Regions from separate parts of the Mus musculus genome. Here all the other regions are linked to region 2. A link is a loop called in an ENCODE intact Hi-C map of the cell type or tissue named here. Cell type or tissue: heart. All regions are shown on one strand.

Evidence for each region. Peaks named below come from ENCODE experiments on the same cell type or tissue, not always from the same donor. Only the 100,000 strongest peaks of a DNase experiment are listed, where the experiment ranks them.
Region 1: it touches region 2 in a loop (2.0-fold over the local background); 4 of 42 quality-filtered maps call a loop at or near these places.
Region 3: it touches region 2 in a loop (2.7-fold over the local background); 4 of 42 quality-filtered maps call a loop at or near these places.

What each region holds. Positions count from the first base shown.
Region 1 is chr16:35,422,677-35,430,676 of GRCm38, reverse strand. Pdia5 (protein disulfide isomerase associated 5) reads left to right here. Exons shown (of 17, transcript NM_028295.1): 9 at 693-784; 10 at 873-944; 11 at 7,675-7,811. Among named protein-coding and RNA genes, the nearest start is that of Gm25079, 45 kb to the right of the region's middle. In heart, no CTCF peak of the experiment used is centred here; no DNase peak of the experiment used is centred here.
Region 2 is chr16:35,536,783-35,544,782 of GRCm38, reverse strand. Sema5b (sema domain, seven thrombospondin repeats (type 1 and type 1-like), transmembrane domain (TM) and short cytoplasmic domain, (semaphorin) 5B) reads right to left here and starts at 3,421. Exons shown (of 22, transcript NM_013661.2): 1 at 3,181-3,421. In heart, CTCF peaks have their summits at 3,656 and 4,379 (motif pointing left); no DNase peak of the experiment used is centred here; H3K4me3 peaks cover 2,974 bases; H3K27ac peaks cover 1,420 bases; H3K27me3 peaks cover 7,080 bases.
Region 3 is chr16:35,712,505-35,720,504 of GRCm38, reverse strand. Slc49a4 (solute carrier family 49 member 4) reads left to right here. Exons shown (of 9, transcript NM_153550.4): 7 at 1,066-1,193. Among named protein-coding and RNA genes, the nearest start is that of Gm25967, 5.7 kb to the left of the region's middle. In heart, a CTCF peak has its summit at 3,992 (motif pointing right); no DNase peak of the experiment used is centred here.

The DNA.
Region 1 (8,000 bases), 110 kb after region 2:
CCAGGAAGATGTCCAAGGCCCTCGTAGAGAGGCTCAGTGTGTCCAAAAGCCACTGTTCCCACAGCTTAGAACGATGCATCCGTACATCTCAATTATCAATTAAAAACCCTACAGCCTATAGGAAAGGGTGGAATAGAAGGTGGGGCATCTGGGAGGCAGAAAGGATTCTGGGATAGAGCAGGTACGGGAGATTCGCCTGGGAAGGTATGACCAGGCCGACACTAGTACCTGAGCACAGGTGACCAGCCATGTGGCAGAATGAAGATTAGACTTAAATGGGTTCATCTAAGTTATGATCTAGTCAGAGAAGAGCCTAGCTATGTAGCTAAGGTATTTGTAAATATATTTTGAGTCTAAGTCTTAATTCTGGAACCATGGGGGTGGGAGGAAGATGGAACCATGGGGGTGGGAGGAAGATGGAACCATGGGGGTGGGAGGAAGATGGAACCATGGGGGTGGGAGGAAGATGGAACCATGGGGGTGGGAGGAAGAACCAGGCCAAACTTCCTACATTCTTGTGGGGCAGCTGTCTGGAGGGCAGCCCTGGAACCCCCGATGCCTGGCTTTTCCAAAGCTCTCCATTGTTGTTTGGGCTGGTTCAGACAGCCCTTTTACCCCAGTTGCACACCAGCTGACAAGCTTTTGTCCCATGCGTGGAGGTGCAGGTTGGAGAACAGTCTCTGTTCTTTCAGGTCCTGGCTGGGATGAACGTCTACCCATCAGAGTTCGAGAACATCAAGGAAGAGTACAATGTCCGCGGCTACCCTACCATCTGCTATTTCGAGTAAGTTTCCCCATCCCTTCTGGAGTGTGCCGCCCCCTGATGGCACTGGTGTCCCTTGCTGAGCCTTTTTGTCTCCCACTTTTCACAGGAAGGGGCGGTTTCTGTTCCCGTATGAGAACTATGGGTCCACGGCCGAGGACATCGTGGAGTGGTTGAAGAAGTGAGTTGGGCGTTTGTGTTTGGGTCTATCAGGGATTGGGTTGGGAGCATCTTCAGTGCTGAGGGTAGCCCCTCACTCACAGGGCTGTGCCGGAGAAGAGGTCAGGGACGGGGAAGGCTGATGGATATATTGCCTGCATGGCTGATCTTCCCATGGGCACCTGTGGTAGGGAGTGCAGGAGCTATGAGGACTTGCTGAGCTGTTGATCTGTGATGATGGGGTCTGTCTAGGGTCTGCCGCTCCCTCTCTTTCTTCATGGGGAGGGTCTATTCAACCTGTTGATTGCCTTGGCATAGTCAAGTCAGAAGTCTTCCCTTTCAAATTGAGAACCCCCTGCCCCCCCACTGTGTGATGGATAGAAGTATTTCTCACCCTGCATGTCAAGTTTCAGAGAGTTCAGTGGAGGTCTCTCTGAAAATAGGACTGTCACTTGAGTGCTTATTTAAAAAACAACACTGTATCAGATGCTGTGAAGCTACTCTGGAACACTGTAATGCCTTTGACTCTGAGACACCCCCTCCCAACTCTGCTTCGTGGCAACCGTCAAACCCTGTTTTATATTATGATTACATCTCTGGACATCAAATCCCACAGCTCTGCCAGCCCCACCCCCCACCTCAGGTGACATGAGCCAGGCCAGCTGCCATGTCTTGTCTGTCACCCCACTGAGCATGCCAGTCTTCCTAACATAAGCCCAACCTCACCAGAGCCTTCCTAGAGCCCTCAGACTACCCTTTCCCCAGTAACCACCCTGCTCCCATGTTCGGATATTTGTGCATCCATGTAGAAATGGAAGCTACAGTTTGGGGGTTCTGCTTTGTGACAGACCCTATTGTAAGCACCCAGCAGAGCTTCTTGCCCAGTACTCTTGTCACTAGATCACTGACGGGAAGGTGGTTTTACCTTGTTTCATGGCTGAGTGATGGAGCGTCTTGCCCGAGATGGTAGGTGGCAGGACAGCTGACCCAGCTCCCCAGGAGACACCCTGGGATTCCACTCGCTCAGAGTTCATCCCTTCCCCAGTCAGCAGCTCATTAATATATATTGGCATCTTTACCTTAGGGATCCTGAGTGCAAACCCTAGGGTTAAAGAATTAGTTATTAGTTAGAGGTTCAAGGCATGTATTTTCAGAAATTGTGAAAAGAATGGATTTTTGTATTAAAAAACCAAACCAAAACCCTAAGGATTTCTGTTGGAGTTCTGAAGGTTGAGGCCCTGTCTCTCTCAACTCCCAGGGGGCAAGGAGATGAAGCACCAGTCCACCTGTGTTTGCCTAGCTTTTATCTTTTGGAAGCATTTCCACATCTCGGTCCCTGTCGGTTACTTCATTTGCAGCCCCTGTGACTATGTGTTCATTGTCTTAACCTTCCCTTTCCCATTTCCCTTTTTCATTTGATAATAAGTGTGTACTCCCCTACAGCCTGACATATCTCCGTCCGCTTGGGGAAAGGTTTCAACAAATAGCAATCTCATTTGTCACCGGAGCATAAAATCTGCCCGCTTCCCTCCCCTATCTCTATCTAACCTTTTCTCATTTCAAAACACCCTCGCCTCTTTCTCTGAAGGATAAGGTTTTGTTTGGGGGTGGGGGAGATGCATTCAGAGTGGCCAGCTATCATAGACATGGGGTGTTCTCATCAGTTGGAGGTTCATTGTGGAGGTTGCCGTCTCTCCACTAGAGCCTGCCTGCTACCTATCCTCCATCCTCTCTCTGCCTCAATATATCCACCTGCTCTCCCCCTCCCCCAGCCCCTCAACCCCCAACCCCACTGACCTGGTCTGCCCACTTCCAGGCTGCCTGCCTGGGGCACTTCTGACCACACCTTCTCCTTCCCACCTCCTCTCTTCTCCTCCTCCGGGTCAGGGACCCCTGCTGTCAGCCCTGTGTATCTGTAGTCTCAAGATGCCAGAGAAGCTGCCAACTATCAGGAAGGAAAAATTGGGCTCCTTGAAGCCACACTCTGGACAGGTGTGAACACTCAGTGTTGGGGCACACTGCAGTGCCTTCCCCAAGTAGGAAAAGATAGGCCACTTTCAAGACACGCAGTGAGCTGCTGACCTCATGCCCCAGCAAAAGTCAGCCATGTTCCCCTGTTGCCGACTACCTTGAATTTCTAAGTGTTTTTCTGAGTTAATGGTTTTCAAGTAAGCTGGTTCTCGTAGAAAAATACTTTTAAAGTGTGAGGGGAAAGTACTTCTGTGCCCTATTACCCAGAGATATTTGGGGGTGAATTTCCTTCTAGACTTTCCACTGTGTGTGTCCAGCTCCATGTGTAGTCCTCCTTGTCTCTTGTATTTTAAGTCTTTACGGGTTCCCTCAATCCTAGCGGGCAATAGAGGACCTCATGTAACCCACTGCCCTGGTGCTAAGCTGTTCTCCAGGGTCTCTGTACAGCCAAGAATTAAAAGATTGGGGTATATCCATCCTGGCTGTTTGTCCCAGTAATGTCTAAAGCCCCAGAGAGAACCTGCCCTCCCTAGAATCAGGCCTGGCCTCTGTGGGCACAAGGACTCTGAGATAGACACTCATCATAGGACCTGCACCCCCTCGTCATTCTAGAGGTCTCTGAGTTGGGTGTGGCATGCAGGTAGGGGGTGTAGACAGTCATCCATTTTGGCCTAGCCGTACACTTCAGCCTTTATTTACCAATCATAGGCAAACTGAATTTGCAGACACCAAGTGTTCTTGCCTCCTGCTGCTCCAAGTTGCATTTCTATTACTGTGACTCACATTTCTCCCAGAGATGAGCTTATGGGTGGCCTTTTCAGTCCTTATGGGAGAGCCCGAGACAGATACTCTGTCTGATCTTCAGAGAGCCTGAAAGTCAGAGTCCTGGAAGGGTACTGAGGAGACGGCCATCGTGCCCCAGCAATTACCCGCAGTGTCCTTTATCTCACTGTTCTTGCTTTTTAAGTTGTGTGGATTTGTAAGAGTGTGTTGTGTTTGTGCGTACGTGCATGTGTGTGTGTGTGTGGCCTGTGCGGGAACAAATGCATGTGCAGAGGCCAGAGGAGATGTCGACTGTTTGCCCTATCACTCTGCCTTATTCCCATGGAACAGGGTCTCTCAGCACATCTAGAGCGAGGGCTGGCAGCTAGCAAGCCCTGTGAGCCTCCCGTGTCCACCTTCCAGAGTACTGGGCTTAGTTACATGAGAACATGCCTGGCTTTTTATAGGGGCTCTGGGGATTTGAACCCAGATCTTCACACTTGTATACTAAGCACTTTTATCCCCTGAGCTATAACCCCAGCCCTTTGCCTCATTTTGAGTTCAAGTTATCTGTGACTATCTAGGAATGTCTAGGTAGTCTTTTGTAAATTTACAGAGCATCTCCTGCCCATCGTCCATATGGAAGGACCAGAGAAATAGCTTAAAAAGGCCGTTGTCCGGTAGATGTTTTAAGCTGGAGTTGCTTAGCTAGGCTCCTGGGGTCATAGGCGTGACAGTACAGTTGCTGTCACTGCTGCTTCTGCTGTCTGCTGAGGAGAGTTACACAGGGCTCCTCTTTGGAGTTTCTACTGGTTGGTGTTCCTTCTCTTCAGAGATATAGAAAATAAATTATAATTTCTCTATTCAGAGGGCCTTTTAAATTTTTATTTATTTATTTATTTAGTAGGTTAGTTAGTTTTTGAAAGAGAGAGTCTCACTGTGTAATCCCAGCCTGGCACTCACTACGTAGACCAGGCTGGCCTAGAACTCACGGACATCTGTGTCCTTTAGCCAGGTTTCTTCATTCTTTACTTGGTGAGCCTTTATTATCTGTCTGTTGTGCGTGGGGTACAAGATATAGGAAGGAGAGGAAGGGATCCTGTTTGTAGAGAGCTGGCTGCCTGGGGTGGCGTGGATAGCTCCTTCCGCTTGCCGGCAGGCAGGCGCTCTATGCAGACCTCTGCTCACCCCCTCTTTTGTACACATTTTCCTACAATCGAGCCCTTCCTGTAGTGTTCTCTTGAACATAATCCCCCAGTTGTCTGTGGCATGTGTGCTCCTCGGGAGCAGTTATAGTGACAACCCCATTTTTACCCCAACTTCAAGAATGTGGCTTCTCCTGCCTGGGTGATTTTTTTTTTCCCTAGCTCCGGAAACTGTAGCGACTTCTTTTCTTTGCATTTCCTGTTGTTTTCATTTCTGTGGGATTACTCTATGTTCAGAACAAACAAAACCCCTTTGTGGTTTTAGGGTAGTCTCTAAAGTGGGAGCGTCTCCGGATCTTTCTTACCACGCTGCCAAGACATAGCTTTTGCATCTTATATCGTTAGGTTCTCAGTAACTCTGGTGGAGTTTTAAAAATTACTTTGATTTTTTTTAAAAACTAGATTACATTCATTTAACTTTCAAAACCTCTAAGATACTCCAGTATGCCCTGAGAGGCTTTAACTTCTGCCCTCTTCTCCCTTCCTGCTATCCCTGTCCCACCCAGAGGTAACAGCTTCAGCTTCTTTCTTGTAAGGTCTCAGGGCCTTTTTTCCTAGCAGATGCAAACAGGAGCAGTTTACCTCCCCTCTTCATACAAGAGCTAGTGAATCATAGATGGCTGTGTGCCTGGCCAGCAGGCTGTCCATGCTACTGCCTGAAGAATACGATGTGTTCCTCTTCAGCGCTCAGCCCTCCACTTGCAGAGATGGTTGACAGTGTACCTAGCTCTCCCCTACTGAGGCGTATACTCCCTGACCCCTACTTTCTTCATAGCAAATCATCTACCATAGACAACGTTTTAAAATTAACTTATTACTGTGATTGAGCTAGAACCTCACTGTGTAGCTTTAGCTGGCCTGAACTTGCTGTGTAGACTAGGCTGGTCTTGAATTCATAACGATCTACCTGCCTCTGCTGGGATTAAAGGTGTCGCTACCACATCCGACTGCTGTAGATATTCACTGGGGGGGTTGTTAGTTTGAGCCCAGATATAAGAAGCCAGATATCACGGAACTGGTGCCTGGCTGATGACTTCCTAGTGCTAGAATCTACCGCCAGTACCTTCTTGTTACAGAATGTAGGGATCACGACCTGTGTCCCAAGTCAGGTCCTACCGCCCGTCCTCAGGAAGCAGTGAAAGAACCAAATTAAAAGTGGAAAGCAGACCGATGTGGTGGTGCACACCTTTAATCCCAGCACTCAGCAGGTAGAGGCGGGCCAGCCTGGACTACAGAGCAAATTCCAGGATGCCAGAGCAACATAGTAAGACACTATCTCAAAAACAAAAACAAAAGTAAATAAGTGGAAAGCAGAAAGGGAGATTTTTTTTTTCAACCTGGCCGCATTGGGAAGAGCGACAAAGGGATTTAGTAAACACCCCCGCTCCCCCCCCCCCGCCCCCCGCCAGTCTATCTTTGGGGTTCTGATGTGAGATGAATGTTTGAATAGAAGACCAAGGATACCTGAAAGCAGTCCTGACCAAACTTGGTCCTGCCAACTATTGACCCATCTTCCTCTGGGTTTCAGTGTGTACTGTAGAACTGGATGAAATCTGTTTCAGGGAGCCCGGTTCCTGCTCCAACAAGCGCCCTTTCCTTTTCCCTGGCATGAGATTCCAGAGGAATTCTTAAGTCTCTGGCCTCCCTTGTTCACAGTCTGATAGTCAGATTGAGAGATTCAACTATAGCTCTTTAGCCAGGCCAGTTACAATCTGACATCGAGTAAGCAAAGCAACCAAAGGCTTTGCCGCGCTCGCTCGCTCTCTGGAGACCAGCGAGACTGAGGCTTTTAGGGCAGCTCAGTCCACAGAGCCAGCATAGTCTTCATAGACTCTGAACCAGCTTTTGCTTCTCTGTGAGCCCGAGTCGCTCTTCTCTGATTAATTCTCCAGCCCTGCCTGCTGGAGCACTGCAGTGTTCCCTGCTGTCGGCACTTACAGGCAGGGAACAACGCTTGTCTATTCACATTTGTCATCCAAAGGGTTTTTTTTTTTTTCAAAGCTGCAGTTGAGGTGCTTTGGCAAAGGTACCGGGCAGTAAAGCAGCAGGGCTCTCATGGCACCAGCCATCTCGTCCTGGCGGGGAAGTTGGTACCTGGGGGCCTTCCCTCCACTTAGCACTAGGGGCTATAGACACTGATGTGTGGTTCTCTGTGAAGCAAACAGGCTCCTGAAAGATCAGGTAACTGCCAGGGTTTGGCAGCCAGTGAGTTGATGCGGGCTCGGAGAACATCTGTTCTCCGCCTCTAGAAGAATTAGTAAGGCAGTGCAGATTCTGCTGGGGTGTATACCACCAACCTGGTCTCCCTCTGGCTCAGTGCTCACCTCCCACCCCACCCCCATTCATACCTTCTGCTTGCTCAACCAGAGAGCTCTTTCCTGTCCTTTAGCCTCACTTCTTTCTTCCTCCTGTGTCCTACCAGTGGGTGGCTCAGAGCAGGACATCCAGCTTCCACAGTGCTTACTGGGCACCGTAGCTGTTTGCTCTTGCCAACTTGCTGGAAGTTTGCTCTACCTTGAAGATGCTAGCAAACACTCCCGGGGAAAAAAAAGATTCCCTGAGCTGTCTCAGAAAGCTATAGCAAACAACAGCCATGTGGCCATGCGCAATGGGTATCAGCTAAGTACCTTTCTGCTTGGGGAGGAGGCAGAGATGGGCAGGGCAGTCCCTCTCCATCCATCTCTGGATCCAGTTTCCAGTGTATAAAAGATCTTGGTGTGGGAGCTATGTGTCCAGGGGGCTGGATTTGATTGATAAGGGCTGTTCAGACCCCAGGGCTTGCTCTGAGCTCTGCCTGTTTCTTTGGTCTTCCAGTCCACTGCCACCACAGCCCCAGGTCCCCGAGACTCCCTGGGCAGATGAGGGCGGCTCCGTTTATCACCTGACCGATGAAGACTTTGACCAGTTTGTGAAGGAGCACTCCTCTGTCCTCGTCATGTTCCACGCCCCATGTGAGTGGAACGCTGCTGCCCCTACCACCCCCTTCCCCAGAGTAGGACACTGCCTTGGGACTTGTTAGATAGGCAATGCAGTGGGAGCTGACATGGTGTCTCTCCTCAGCTCATGCCCCTGGCCTGTATCTCCATCAGAACGGCACAAACATCCTGATCAGGGACTGGAGAGATAGCTCAGAGGTTAAG
Region 2 (8,000 bases):
ACTCCAGTGGCTCCCCGAGGTACAGAGAAACATAATAGCATCATGCCTGCCCCTCCAGAGCAGATATACTCATGTCTTAGAATCTTAATTTTTTTTTTTTTGAGACAGGGTTTCTCTGTATAGCCCTGGCTGTCCTGGAACTCACTCTGTAGACCAGGCTGGCCTCGAACTCAGAAATCCACCTGCCTCTGCCTCCCAAGTGCTGGGATTAAAGGCGTGTGCCACTACTGCCCGATTTTTTTTTTTTTTTTTAGCCTGTAAATATAGTGAGTCAGATCATTAAAAGCCACAAGTTTGATTTGTTTGGACCATTTCATCTGGATAGTTTGGCTTTCAACATCCAGTTGTCCTTAGACCCATCCATTCTAATTGCCTCCGCGATCATCACATTGTTGCCTGCCTTTCTTTCTGCAGAGTCTAAGTTTGTGATCTCCTCAGCAACAACAGTCTTGGAGCCCTCTACCATCTCTAACCTGGAGAAGAGCTGACTGACGAGGCCAGTCATGGTAATCCATACCTGTAATCCCAACACCCAAGAGGCTGAGGCAGGGGGAGTGTCGAGTCTGAGGTCAGCCTAGGCTATTGTCTCAAAGGGTCAAGGAGAATATGCTGGCGAGACAGCCCAGTGGTTAGAGACACTTGTTGCTCTTGCAGAGGACCTGGATTCACTCTCATGGTGGCTCTCAACCATCCACGGTCCTAGTTCCAAGGGATCCAACAGGCACACACATGGTACACATACACTCATGAAGACAAAGCATTCATATAAATAAAGTAAAACAAATAAATCTAAAAACAAAACAAAACAAAACTCTAAGCCTACATAAACCAAAGAATCGATGGAAGAAAGGACTTTCGAGCCGGGATCCATCCTATCCCAATGTAAAGATGTAATCAATCAGACTGCCTCTCAATCTCCCTGCCTTTTCTAGTCTGACCCTTGTCATTAGGGAACTCTCCCTCTCAGGCCCTTACCCTTCAGGATCCTCTTTGTAAACAGGCAGCTGGTGAGGAAGGACCCCAGTCCTGTTCCATCAAACTCACCAAGCCAATGTTCTCTTAGGAAAGCCTAAGCCCACCGCTTGGGCACCAAGCCTCACTGAGCAGGAATTCTGCCCTGAACCTCAACATTATTTTTATCAGCACCTAATACTGTGTGTTGCACAGCATAGGTGATTTAGAGATGCTTGAGGTTCACGTTGGTGGAGAGGTAGAGATGGGAGGCCTGCCATTCCTTTCTAAACTGGTGGCGATAGCTGGTGATAGGCAGAAAGGACTGACGGAAGGGGACACACACACACACACACACACCTGGTACACATACCTTTCTTGATTTGCCAGAGCCCAGGTGACCTTTACTCCTGGAGGATCCTCTCTAAAGCTCAGAAAGTCGAAGGTTCTTGTTGCTCACAGATCTCTCTCTCTCTCTCTCTCTCTCTCTCTCTCTCTCTCTCTCTCTCTCACACACACACACACACACACACACACACACACACACACACACACACACACCACTGTACTCTGGTTTTAACCCTTCTTTCCCCTGCACTGGGAAGAAGCTAGATTTGAGACAGGGTGTTTTCTTTCCAAGCCTCTTACTCTCACCCTCCCACACACCCTCGTACTGGTGAGGTCCCACTCTAAAGCTCGAATTCTCCTCTGCCCCTTCCTCAAGGTCGTGGGCTCCAGAAAGACAAGAAGCCACTTGTAAATGCCAAGAAAAAAAAACAAGGGGGGGTAAGGAAGACTGGAAAGGGGTGGACTAAAAGATGGGGGTGGGTAGGTAGGGAGGTTGAACAGAGCACCGCAGAATGAGGTCCAAGTCGGTACAGAATGCGGGTAGGCAATGGGAGAGCAGAGACGGGTGGAAGGAGATTGAATTTACAAAAGGGTGGAGAAAAGAGATCGGAGTTAGGGCCAGTGAAGGCAGGATCGTGTAGGTTCTAGACACAGTCAAACTTCCAATACCCCAGTCCTATTTGGCTGACCAAGAGCGCATGGCCCACTAAAGGTGGGCTGACCAGATGCGCTCTGTAGGCTCTTCTCCAATTATCAAAAGCCAGAAGAGGATCGCAGGCCTGGGGGCAAGGTCCCGAGGCCACCGCTCCAGATCCAAACTCAGCGCCTACTCATGTCTGGCGCAACGGGGCGAGACGACTCAGAACCGGGCCCCGGTAAAGCAACCAGAAGGGATGAGATCGGCGCTTCAGGTGGTCGTCTGGTTCTTTAAAGTTTGAGGCCCGCAACGGAGCCCACATCGTTCTGCCGATCCTCTTCACCTTCGCTTTTTCTCCGCGGGTCCTGCTGCTACTTCTGTCTCCGCTCCCGCCGGCTCGGGTCCCCGGATCCCCTTTCCTGTTCGCATCCCTCCTTGTGCCCAAGCGCAACCCCCCCCCCCATCCCTCCCTCCGCGCTGGATCTCCCGCACGACGTGAGCGGAAAGTGAATGGGCAGCCCCAATCACAAAGACAAATTACCATGAGAAAAATAAATCAGGAAATCGCCCCTTTAGTCCCAGGTTCCCGCCGCCGCACCCGCTTCACTGGCTGAGGCAGGAGCAAGGGGCCCCGGGCTGCTCCATCCAGGGCCTTAGAGGACACTGTGGGCTCCGAAGGGCCCAGTTAAGGCTGGAGTAGCCTAGGGGGTGGAGGGGTCTAGGAAGAATCAGGCGAGGGCCGGGTTGGTGGCGGCGGCATGGGGGACGTCCCTGCGCGGGAGATTTCACACTCTGGGCCGGCCACGCGTTCCCACGCGCCTCGCCGCCCGCACTCTTCCTCTGCCAGGTTTCCCCGCCCGCCCTCTGCTGAACCTCTGTCTCGGCCCAGTCTCCGTTCCTTTGCCCCCTCGCTCCCCCAGCCTTTCCCTGGTCAGTCCCCCTACTCCAGGCCCGCGATCTGGGTCTCCGCCGCGGCTGCAGCCTAGACGCGCTGATCGCAGCCCAGTGGAGCCAGAAGCCAGAGCGAGCGGGTGTCAGGAACGCAGCAGCTCCGGTGGCGCCCCAGCCGAGGTAGCCCCAGACAGCCCCGGGACCCGCGCTCCAGCCCCCTGAAGCCTCCCCAACGTGCCTCCAACTTACCAGCGCCCCCGGACTCCCACCCCTCTACCTATCCTAGTTGCTGAAGTTTGCAACTCACAGCCCCAGCTGGCGAGGGAAAAAGCTCCGGAAGCTCCCGGACTCACCTCCCGGCAGCACGCGCAGGTGCCGGGCTCCCCGCGGCCCTGGGCTCAGGGCGGTGCGGACCACAGCGACGAACCCGAGGGCTGGTGGCCGGTCTGGGAATGGGGCGGCCGAACAGCAAGGCTCCGGACTACGGGTTCAGCGCTCCGCCGCAGTCTCCGACTCCTGTCGGGCCCGGCTGCGCTCCGGCTGCTCCAACAGCCGCTGGATGCGCGGCCGACCGGCGGGGCTCGGCGGAGCTGGGCTCCAGCACCAACCCCCGCGCTCCAACTAGCTCCAGACCCCGCGCGCCGGAGCGAGCCGGGAGGAGGAGAGTGAGGGAGCAGGCGGTGGGGTGGGGGGGAGGCGTGGGGGAGGAGTTGGAAGCCAGAGGAGAGAAGGAGGGGAGCGGGGGAGAAAAGGAGGAGGGGGATGGAGAGGACCTGCGACTGCTGGCGCTTCACCCGCCAGCCCGGAGGAGAGCGGGAGAGCGCGAGGGGGCGCCCTGCATCCCGATTTCGCCCCCTAGCAGAACTCCGGCCCCTAGCTTGCGAGCTATGGGGATGGGTGGACAGAAGCTGCCTCTGTCCTAGGTCTCTAGCCTTTGCCATCTTTTGCTAGGTTTTACCTTACCGTTCTCTGCCATCCCCATCTCAAACCGACCCCAACTTGGAGCCTGAGAAAGCTCTCCCCCCAACACACACCCTGGGGTCCCCAATACCCCAGCCCCTTTAGCTGTGTAGAAACATTTTTCTGCCTGTGGATTTGAAATATGAATGAGAAAAGGACCGCGTACTAAACCCGGGAGATTGTAATCAACTCCAGCAACAGCGAGATGCTAAGCTGCTGGGCTGGACCGAAAAGCCAGAGCTGACCGGTTGCTAGTTAACCTCACAAGCTACAAGATCTTGGGTGAATCTCTCTAAGTCTCAGTTTCCTCGGCTGTAAATTGACGTTAGTGATGTGCACCCTACCGAACCTCGTATGAAGAACCAGCAGGGGATCCAGGGAGTGAAATGGCTTCAGGAACACTGGGAGGGTATCCAAAGAATGTTCAATCCTAGAGGAACGGAGTAATGTCCGCAGCAGAGGGACCCTTAGCGCAGCCACACCAAGCTAGGTGGGATTGTTTCCAAGTTAAGTGATCTAGTGTCGACAGAGAAAGTCGAGGAGCGCAAGCTTCAAATCCTAGATGCTAGGGCTACAAGCACGGATGGAAAGGGAGCCCTCTGCTGAACAGAAGAGGTACTTTAATTATAAAATAAGGTGAGCTAAGGAAGTGAAAAAGTGGGAAAGACAAAGGACCTGAACAATCAAAACAAGAGAAGTGTGCTTCTAAGAGAAAACCAGAGAAAACCGCCAAATAATGCTTTAGGGGAATAAAAACGCTAAGAGTCTCTCTGGAATGCTTTGGAGAATTAGAACCGATTCCAGGTGAAGCACTTCGTGTTACAAAATGAAACCTCGGAAAAATGCAGAAGGATGGAGATAGTGATGGAGGCGGTAGGAGTCCCAGGATGCAGGCAGTAGGAATCCCGGGATGCTTCCCTCCAGTACCTCCAGGGTAGTGGAACAGAAAGGGTGTGCTCTAAGGAAGCCCTTTATGAGGTGCTGTGAAAAGGGAAACAGTACCAGACCTCAGAGAGATAGTCTTTCTAGGGCAACAGAAAAATGCTGAAGCTCGTAATGTGCTGCATAAAGAAGAACTCACAAAGATAAAACCTATTCTGGACCCAAAGAGAGATGCAAAGATGGGGATGGGGAGAAAGCGTCGTCTGAGCACAGACACATCTAAGCCGGGGGTCAGCTCTGAAGAAGCAGTATGCGCTACACAGACCAAGAGATCTGGAGAGTAGAAGCCAGTTTCTAGAATCTCTGGACCTCTTCCATGCTATACACACTGGCCCAACCCTCCCCCACACTCCCAATCCCTAGAGGATTGTTTTTACCATGGCAAAGATACAAAGATGTGGAATATAAAACATCTTTTTTAAAGATTTCTTTTCATTCTATATGTTGGCTTGTGTGTCTGTGTGAGTGTATGCCATGTGTGTTCTGGTGCCCGTGGAGACAAGAAGAAGACATTGGATCCCCTGGATCTGCAGTTGTGAGTCCCCTGGTGTGGATGCCGGGAATCATACTGAGGTCCTCTGCAAGAACAGCAAGAGAACTGCTGAGCCATCTCTCCAAGCCCTAGAAGCACCGTTTGATTAAACCAAAACCATAATGTTCCATAAGCTGCACGAAGTGAGGGGAGGCTGTTTGGCTGGCTGGGAAAATAGGCAAATGCCTTCTGGATGATTCTGCGGGCCACCACTGTCTCTTGGAAAGCCTCCGTCCTTCACACCGTCTTCCCACCGCCTTTCCCACACCCCTTCCTGGCTTCCCCTCTCCTTATGAATGAGCCGGGGAGGGAGGTTGGCGCAGGAAGAGAAAAGGCGACACCCTTGTCTGGGGGAAACAGAAAAGGTGATCATCATCTTTAGGAGGAGCCAAGAAGGAGACACTCAGAGACACAGGCTGAGGAGCAAGCCTGCTCGCAACCCTGAGCTAATTAATCCTAATTGCATCCTACTGTGTTGTATTGATTACCAGTGATTACTCAAGGACTCTCAATACCAGAGAGCTCCAGAGGCTGGACACTAAGAAAGGGGACAGTTTCTTCCTGAGCCTGGCTCACCACCTGCTCCAGGCATACCCTGGTGCTTGGCCAACTTAGCCGGGAGAGAATCTTAGAATTATTGTACTTGGGACAAAATCCGAAGCGCTGGTTCCAGCAGCAGCAGCAGCTCCTGCCACTTTCTTAGACCTTTGCAATAACCTCTGCAATAATTACTCCTAGGAAGAGCCATCCTCCACCTATCTGAACACTGTTAATTAAGCTGAATGTAAATACAGTAATTAATACCAAATTATCGCAAACAAACAAGCCAAAGAGCAGTGAACGTAGCGGGTGACCAGAGTTCTTAGCATTCACCCTTGATGTAGAAATTCCCGAATTATCTAGAGCTGAGGTTCCAAGAGATTAAGAAGTATACATTTTCAGGTTCAAGGGTGGCAAAGCTGAGAGGACAAGGCTGTTCCCTTTCTCCCTTCCGAGTGACTCCCTCTGAAAACCGGTATAGTATAGCTTTTCCCAAGAGAGGCAGTGTGTGTGTGTGTGTGTGTGTGTGTGTGTGTGTGTGTGTGTGTGTGCAAATGCCTGTGCCTAGCCTCAGCACAAGCACAAATCTTGTCTAACAGCAAAAGGCAAACAACAGCCAGTTGTATACTGATAGGAGAAAGAAAATTGAAAACAAAAAAAGAAGCCATCACTTATAATGTCCAAATTGTTTCGCGGTCCCAGAATTGCCTGCTCGTTGTGTTGTGGGATGACAAGGAAGCAAATGCCCATCTCAGAAGTCACTGTCACTTTGTGAACCAAAAGCACACTCAGGTCAGAGGAACTGAAGTGTCACTAAATGACAGCCTGGCTATTGTCCTCAACTACCATGAGGGATCTTCCTTCCTTCCTTCCTTCCCTCTAAATGTGTCACTCACTATGTGAGGTGGAGAGGTCACAGGAAGACCCTCACAGGCAGTCAGTGAAGGGGGTAAACCCCAGTAAGCTCAAGAGAAACCCCAGGACAAGCGCCCCACGGGCACTTGGAGGGCCGATGCCCAGCTCTACCAGACAAGCTCAGGACTTCTTTCCTGAAAAGGGCTATTCTAACCGGGAATGAAAGATGGGGCAGGAATTTGCCAGACAGAAGTGGGAGGAAGCAAAGTATTCCAGGCAGAGGAAATAGCATGTGTAAAAAGCACAAGGCGATATAATTAGATTTATGTTTGAAGAATTACTTGGCCCTGGTTAGGAGATTCCGAGAGAGCCCAAGCAGGAACCGTGAGCAGGTGTGCTGTGTGGTGGAAACAGCGTCACACTGGCAGTTCAAGCCTCAGGTCCAGGATGGCTAGGCTCCTGAGGAACTGCATGACCTGGAACAAGCTTTTCATATCCTCCTAGACCTCAGCAGTGTCTGGTGGATAAAATGAGAGAGTGTCAATAATGGGTTTCTCAGGCCCACAGAATCCCATGATGCTCTCCCTCCATTTACCCATACTTCTTTCAGTCTTGCTCTATTTTATGCTCCGGGTCAGAGTCATACTGTTTGTTCTTGCAGTGTGCACAACACTTGACAGTCTATGAAGGTATCTTCCGCCTGCTATTTCCTTAACCTCCGCATGGGTGTGGAGGGGACAGGCGCACTGGAGCCCTCAGCTGCTCTTTCTCATCAGCATCTGTAAATGCCATCTCTGTGCTGCTGACACTCAAGCTGTGTTGAGTCTGCAGCTCTAACCTCACTCTGGAAACCAGATACATATAACTAACTGCTGGGTCTCCTGCTACTGCAGTGGTTCTCAACCTGTGGACCTCGACCCCCTGGGAGCCCTAGATCAGATCTTTACGTTAGGATTCATAACAGATAACAGTAGCAAAATTACAGCTATAAAGTAGCGGCAAAGATGATGCTTCGGTTGGGGGTCATCACAACATGAGGAACTGTATTAAAGGGTCGTAGCAATAGAAAGGCTGAGAGCCATTGCATTACAGGAATGAATACCTTGTGAGCTCCCCACACTTACCCTGAGCGATACCTAGGATCAAATGAGTGCCTCCCTTAAACTCCACTGTTGTATATAAAAACTCCATTTCCCTAGGGTTGGGAATGTGGGTCAGTGGTAGAGCACTTGGCCATCATGTGCAGAGCCCTGGGTCGATCCCACCACAAGTACCCAATCAACCAGTACCCCCTGCCCCCAACCCCACCACTCTCATAATTCCCCTAAGCCACAGTCACTCCAC
Region 3 (8,000 bases), 180 kb before region 2:
GAAATAAATAATTTCCAACCGAGAAAAGTTCTTGTGGGGATCTGTCTTAGTCAGGGTTTCTATTCCTGGACAAAACATCATGACCAAGAAGCAAGTTGGGGAGGAAAGGGTTTATTGAGCTTACATTTCCACATTGCTGTTCATCACTGAAAGAAGTCAGAACTGGAACTCAAGCAGGTCAGGGAGCAGGAGCTGATGCAGAGGCCATGGAGGGATGTTCTTTACTGGCTTGCCTCCTCTGGCTTGCTCAGCCTGCTTTCTTATAGAACCAAGACTACCAGCCCTGAGATGGTCCCACCCACAAGGGGCCTTTCCCCCTTGATCACTAATTGAGAAAATGCCTTACAATTGCATCTCATGGAGGCATTTCCTCAACTGAAGCTCCTTTCTCTGTGATAACTCCAGCTGTGTCAAGTTGACACAAAACTAGCCAGTACAGGATCTAAAGCAGACTGCAGGGGAGGACTTGAGGGAGCATGAAGGGCCATGTTGAACAACTCCTGGGTGAGTGGAGCAGGAGTGGGGCCACACAAGGGCCTGAGGTGTTAGTGTTTCCAGCAGAAAGGCCGCTACAGGGAAGTCCCCAATTCAAACCCTGCTGTGGGAACCAGCCTTCACATGGAAGAGAAGAGAGCACAGCTACCCAACTGGAAAAGGGGGCAGGAGGGAGAGCAGGGCCAGGGCCAGCTGGAGGAGGGATGCTCAGAGGCGCTTGTGTGTATGACAGGGGTGTGAGTTTTAGAAGAGCCAGCTTTGCACTTCAGTGTCAACTCTAAAACTGAGCTAATGTGTATTCATTATAAAATGTTGAAAAAACATAAAAATAGAATAAAAGTCAATTTAAAATTCTATTCTGTGAGCTGTAGACTCCAAACAGTTTATAAGAGGGAAAATTATTATAAAAGTAACCTAAGTAACAAAAAAAGAAGGAAATATGTATTCATAGCTGGCTTCTAAGGTTATGCAGTGAAAATTCAAGAAATGGTTGCTTAAAGAAAGTATGCTGCCAATTTAAACAGTACTGAGAAGTCTAGCTAGGATTGATTTGATATTGTTTCTTTTCAGGTTTGCGGATTTTATCCGGGGCATGCTGAAACTGATCCTGCTCCTCCTGTTTTCTGGGGCTACCCTGTCGTCCACGTGGTTCACCCTGACCTGCCTAAACAGCATCACCCACTTGCCTTTGACAACAGGTAAGCACAGGTTGCTTCGGGGCTTGAGGTAAAGGCTTTCAGTTCACAGGAAAGTACGTCTTCTGACGATAGCCCCGGTCCTGCTCTCTGCAGTTCTTCCGTGTGTGTGTGTGTGTGTGTGTGTGTGTGTGTGTGTGTGTGTGTGTGTGTGTGTGTGTGTATGGAGATGTCTCAGTTGTTTAGGCCTGTGGGTAAGCACAGAGATCTGAGATCAGATCCCCATAACCTGTGTAAAGTGGTGAGGATGAGAGGCTAAAGACGTGGCCCAGCTCTTGCAGAGGACTCAGGGTCACTTCCTAACATGCGTGTCAGGTGGCTCATGGTCACATGGAGCTCCAGCTCCTGAGGGGCCAATGCCTCCGGCCTCCAAGGGCAACTGGACTCGTGAACATACCCATGCCCGTACACAGAGTTTGAGAGTAGATTTGTTGTTGTTGTCGTTAGAGACTCGGGGCTTAGATACAGGCAGATCCATGAACCTTACGGGCTAGACAGTCTGTTCCAGGCTCAGCCGAAAACCCTGTGTCAAAAAATAAAGTGGAATGGGATTGAAGAAAGACACCCCAAATCAAAATCAACTCCACATGTATATAAGCCTATGTACATGAACAACTGCACACATATTTGTACATGCCACATGCATGCGTGTATATGTATACACACACACATATATACACACACGCACTTGTGTGTGTGTGTATGTACATCCAGATGAGAAGAGTCCAAGAAGTAATTGAATATTTTGCATAAGGCCACTTTGTAGTATTCATATATCATGAAAATGCTTACTTTTGTGTAAAATTCACACCAGAGCATAGCATGTTTTTCTCCTGTTTATCATTGCTACTAAGCGGTACGGTAGAGAGAAAGCACGGTTGGATCTGAAGCATGCTGGCACGCAGTCTCTGACCTGGCCTGGTGCCTTGTTTTATATGGAGTCATCACATTTTCTGCATAAAGTGGGATTTCTGGGTTTTGGAAGCTGTAGCCACCTTACTTAGTTTGTGTAAATAGCCAGAAATATTTATAGTTGCTGTTACTTCTACTGTTATTACTAATATGAGTTCTAAGGTTGCTGTAGTAAGTTACAGGAGTGCAACGGCTCAGCAGCAGCTCAGATTATTACGGTGCACCCCTGGAGTGGGAAGCTTTTAACCCGTGGTGTCTGGGCTAAAACTTTTAGGGTCATTGGGACTCTAGGGAAGAGTCTCTCCCCTCACCTCCGGGTGATATCAGCCCCGTGACTTCACTCACAGTTGCATCTGGTCCTTCTGTCCTGCCACCCTGCTCTCAGGGATCTTGGTTTACAGTGGACCCACTCAGATAATCCAGGATAATCTCCCAGTTTCAGACTCCAGTTATTAGCAACCTTAATTCTATCTCAGGCCTAATCCTCTTTTCCTGTAAGGTAGGTAACACATGGATAAGTTCCAGAGACGGGAACGTCAATCTTTAGTGGAGAGAGGCATCATTCTGCCCACCCAGGGTCTGGCCTGGATTCCTGTAATGGCTTACTAAGGAAGGCAAGGACTCCATGCCTGTTCCTTCCTCTCTTCTAATAAAAAGATTGCTTAAGATGCAGGTATCTGATTCATATTGCAAATAATTTTTAGCCACAGTGGATTCCGTGCTCAATTACAGGATTATTTATTGTGAAATAAATTGAGGGATTAATGTCACACCGGCATTTGATAAGTAGGAGTAAATAAGAATCTGAAGGTTTTGTGGGGCCACTCTTCCAGCGGCATGTGCCCCCACCCCCCACCCCCCACCCCCACCCAGTGTAGCTTAGAATTTCTGCACATCCTACTTTGGATCTCTGAGTCTGGTATTAGAACCAGGACCTGTACACCAGCAGCAGTGACGTACAGCCACTTTCACAGAGACGATAGCAGTCATATAAGGTCAGAGTGCCCCAGGAAACTCATAGGGGCTATACTGGGCACTGACATCTACCGGATTCTAGGCCAGGGAAGTGCCCAGTGTCAGTAGACGGGGGTTTATTCTGATGATGTCATAGTTTTGAGAAGCTAGTTTATTAGCAGTTGTAGTAATAAGCAGATCCCTACAGCGATGATCTAGAGCAGGAAATGATGTGGCAGTAATCAATGTGATTGGGAATTGGAGCTCTAAGTTGCCCATCAGATGCACACACCTGTAGTATTGTGGTCATTCTCTCAATCTGTGGATAGTACTCTTTAAATGGTTGCTGTGCTGTCAGGACATACACACCTACTGAACTGCTTCCACCTAAATGTGTGATCAGCGCAGTTGTTAGCAATTTCTTTTGGCTTTGAAAGCACCGTGAAAAATGGACACCATACTAAGTAAGCATTAAGGTCAGAGGTGGCAAGCTTGCATGATGGCATGTGGGTAAACATGCTTGCTGCCTAGCCCCGCAGCCTGAGTTCAGTCTGCAGGACCCACACATATACCTACAGTCTCAATCAGCCAATAAATAGTAGTTAGATCTAATTTTCAGATAAAAGTCCAAAGAGTTTTTTGGGTTTTTGTTGCTGTTATTGTTGGTGGTGATTTTGGTTTTTTAAAGTTTAACAAGTTAAATTCCCTCCTGGTGCTGGAAAAAGAGAATGCTTCTCTCAGCCCCCTCAAGCTCTGAAGCCTAGGCATCCAGTGTAATAATTAGACGCTGACTAAAAACCTGTGACTGTTTATATACCAGTATTCCTACATGGGGTCACAATCAGGCCAGTGTTCTGAGTCAGATTTCTTTTTATTTAATCCTATGTGTATGGATGTTTTGCCTGCTGTATGTCTGTGTACGACATGCATGCATGCAGTGCCCATGGAGGCCCAAAGAGGGCGGTAGAACCCCTGGAAGTAGAGTTACAGACAGTTGTGAGCTGCCATGTGGTTGCAAGGAATCAAACCCAGGTCCTGGAAGAGCAGCTGGTGTTCTCTGCTGAGCCATCTTTCCACCTCACTGGGCCAATCTTTTTTCTTTCACTCCATTCTGGTGTAGTCTAGCACTTGGGCAGCACTCAGATGGATCCGTTTTAGTTTACAACTTCTCTCATCCATGGAATCACATGCAGACTTTTTTCAGGATCCCATCTAGAAGTGCGCATGTGTGAGACTTTAACAAAACATAATCTTGAGTGCTTGGTGACAACTGTTGGTTGTTCATTATAAAGCACTAAGGCAACTGTAAAGGTCAGGCTCAATGTCACCCCAGCGCAGTCATTAGGAGGGAACTTAACTTTGGATTTGTGTAGTGAGTATACCTTCTATAGTCAGGGGGCAGGGTGTATTTGAAAATTGTACATCATTTTAACCTCCCACGGGTGTGATTGACCTGAGAAGGCCACATTTGCCAGCCTCTGGTTGACATGAAGTGCCCTGGACAGGAAGAGCAGAGGCAGACTTCTAACATAAATCAGGGCTGGAGGGGAAGGCTGAGTTTGATGTTCCCATCTTCAGGGACACGCTCACTGTACTTACGTCATGATATTTATGTGCATTTTACTGTTGTTTTCACTTGCAAGTCCATTTTTTTAATGTCACTTAGATATTCCCGAAAGATAGTTTTAACTTAGTAAAATCCTGGGTTAGGAACTAGCTTGTGCCGGCTCCCCTCTGCAGCCTCAGAGCTTCTTGCTTCATACCGAGTAGCACTTAGCAGGCAGGTCTCTAAGTGTAACTTGCCCTCCTTTCCAGCCTGAAGATCTGGAGCATGGATGTGTGCCTCATAGATTCTGTCCCCAGCCCCGCCTGGGGAGGGGGAGGGGGAGGGGGAGGGGGAGTGCATTATCTCATCCCGAGCCTCAGTAGATAGAGCTGTCACTCTGTCATTCTGCACAAGCTTCGGGGAAGGCAAAGGGGCACGGTTTAATGGAACAATGGGGAATTTTAATAAATCTATCACAGGTACTCCCTCTGCCTTTGTAAAAATCTGACCTAATTCTTTTTAAGTGAAAGAGGTTCCATGAAAGGGAATTTACTACAGAATCTAATTACGGACAGATCTAGACTTTGCAGTTGATATTTAAAGTCAGTACTGGCAAATTCATGTTTCTTTCTAGTGGCCATTCTTAGTCAGGCAATGTGAAATCTTTCTTTCCGAGAATGCTTAGTGTTGCTCTGACGGGCTTTTATAATATATAAGTCAGGAGAGTCAGTGAAATACATGAGACAGTCGTGGCTACACAGCTTGGCTTTGTAGACAACTGTCTATAGCAGGAGCCCCTAGGACTGTCGTCAACCCAGCATCTCACCCACCTTCGTGTCCAAGCACTTCAGTGTCACAGTAAGAAGTGAACCATCAGATAGCATGTTCCTCAGAGCGTCCTCATCACTAAACCGTGACGACTGTATACACAACTGTGGACACAACAGGCTAAAAGCTAGTTAAGTTTGCTTGCAGCACTGTCCTACGACAACCGTCATTAGTCTTTGTGTAGCCCACAGATCTTGCTATTAGAGTTGCCACCTCTGCAGAAGGAAAACTAGGTCATAGCATTGTCTCTGAAGGCACAGGGGGTTGATAGATGTACTTGCTCGCACACATCCTCTTGGAAGCTGTCAGCACTATGCAACTCTTTCCCCCTTAGGAAAACTTAGTGTTTAAAATTGCATTATTAATTAACTGAAGTGTTTACAACAGGACAAATAAATAACCTCGTGACTAGATAACGTGAGCTTCAAAATCTAGAGGCTTTTGCTATGAACAACCGTTGCGAGCACATTACTCACCTGATCTGAGAATGAGATGTCTAGCCCTGTTAGCCACAACTCACACAGTCATTTTTTACTGTATGGATGAATGCTTGCAAAGTGGCATTTTGAAAAATGCTAGCGCTTTTGCGTTGAGTTTGCTGAAACAATACAATTTGACTGTTTGATAGAAGTTGCCTTGGGAGCGATTATTCATCTAATTTCATTTCTACTTACTAGAATGTGCGATGGTGTTACCCAGCAACTCCAGGGTGAGAGGGAAAGGAGGTGTCCTGCTGGACAGACGCCCTTTAGAACAATATCTGACCACAGGTAGTGCCTGTGTTACCTCGAGAAAGGAGGCCTTTTTAACTGTTTGAAAGTTGGGCCCTGTGCATAGGCCAGAGAGTAAGCTGCTTTGTTTTCATGCGTTTTGACTTTATTACAGTAATTACTCCCATTTTAATGGCACATAAAAAGTCAAAGCATACACATGCCCCTCCAATTCTGCCCCCATTTTAATAGCATGCAGAAATTAAAAACATACTCATGGCCCCTCAGAGCAATGAATATGATTTTTAAACATTTTTAAAGAAATAGGTGACTCAAAGCTTTCAGGAAATATGATAAAGAGTAACTTAAAAGGGACAACTCTCACTCATGGCCATGAGTAACGGATCAGAAAAGAAACTAGAAACTGAACCAGGAAGAGAACAGGTGTGTGAGACTTCTGGGTGTAATGGTCATGAGAGCTGGGAAGGGGCTCCGTGTATAAAACTTGGCACACGAGTGTGGAAACCCAAACTTGATCCTGCAGAACCCATGCCAAAGGCCAGGTGCAGCTGCCAGCAAAGAGTCCAGTGCTGCAGAGGAGACGGGAGGCAGGGACAGGAAAACCCTGGACTCTCGTGGGCCAGCTCTCCAGGCTTATGCCCGTCTCTAGCAAGGTGGAAGGGGAGGGCTAACACCCAAGGTTATCTTCACACGTGTCCTGTGGCACAAATACACATGAGCACCTGCTGCATGCACATACAAAGGACGCTTTAAAAATGATTTCTGGAAGTAATAAAATGCTCAAAGGATCTAGTGTGGAAGATCATGTAATATTTATTTGTGGAGATGTTCAAGAGAAATAAGTCTTGGGCAGAATTGTGTTTCAGAAGGCAGTCAGTCAGCACTCATGATTTAATAGTACACTGCCTTCTTCCGAGCCATAAATAATTTGGGGGTCTGGAAAGTGTCTGATAAACCTACGTGCTGGTATCATTTCACAACCAGTCTCCAGGCCCACTCTTTCAAGGATTATTTGTTGTGCTTCATTTCTGCAAGATAATTACTTTGCCTTTCAGCCATACGGAACTGTAAACATAGCAAACAGTCAATTTTTATGGGACTAAAGTATGCCAGCAAAGAGGCTAAACAAGGGTGCCTGCAAATTAACAGCCCAGAAGGAAATCATAGTCACTAATGACATCGCCACAGTCCTGACGACCTCACCTGGGCTTAACTTGCAGCAGGTTCTGAGGGCTACAGCAGTTACCCTTTATCAAGAAGTGGGATGACGTGAAAGAGAGGTGAGCTTGGTAACAGAACCAGAGAGCCAGGCCAGGTGGACACACTGTATGTAACCCAGCGACTGAGAGACTGAAGCAGGACACCTTAAAAGTCCGTTGCTTGTCTAGACAGTGAAGTAAGCCTGACTATCTGGATGGGTGGGCTTTGGTTTTTTGTTTTCAGGGTTTATTTTTATGTGGGCATGTGAGTGCCAGTGCCCACAGACACCAGACAGTTCTGGAGTTATAGGTGGTTGCTGGCCACCCTGCAGGTCTTGGGGGCTGTATTCGGGTCCTTGCAAGAGTGGCAAGCTCTTAGGCATTGACCGTCCTCTCTGTCCCCTGAGATGTTTAGTTTGCTATGTTCAGCCTGCTCAGAATCTGTGGAAGTTTCCCTCTACCGCTTGCTGCTGCTGCTGTACTTTATTTCCTTCTGTCTTCATTTCCCAAGGAGGCTTTGCTTTGTTTTGCTTTGTTTGTTTTGTTTGTTTTTTTTTCATTTACAAAGTTACTTTCAACGGGAAACAGGAAACAGTTCTAGTGCAGCTCTGATGTAATAATTGCCGCTGCCTTCCCAGCT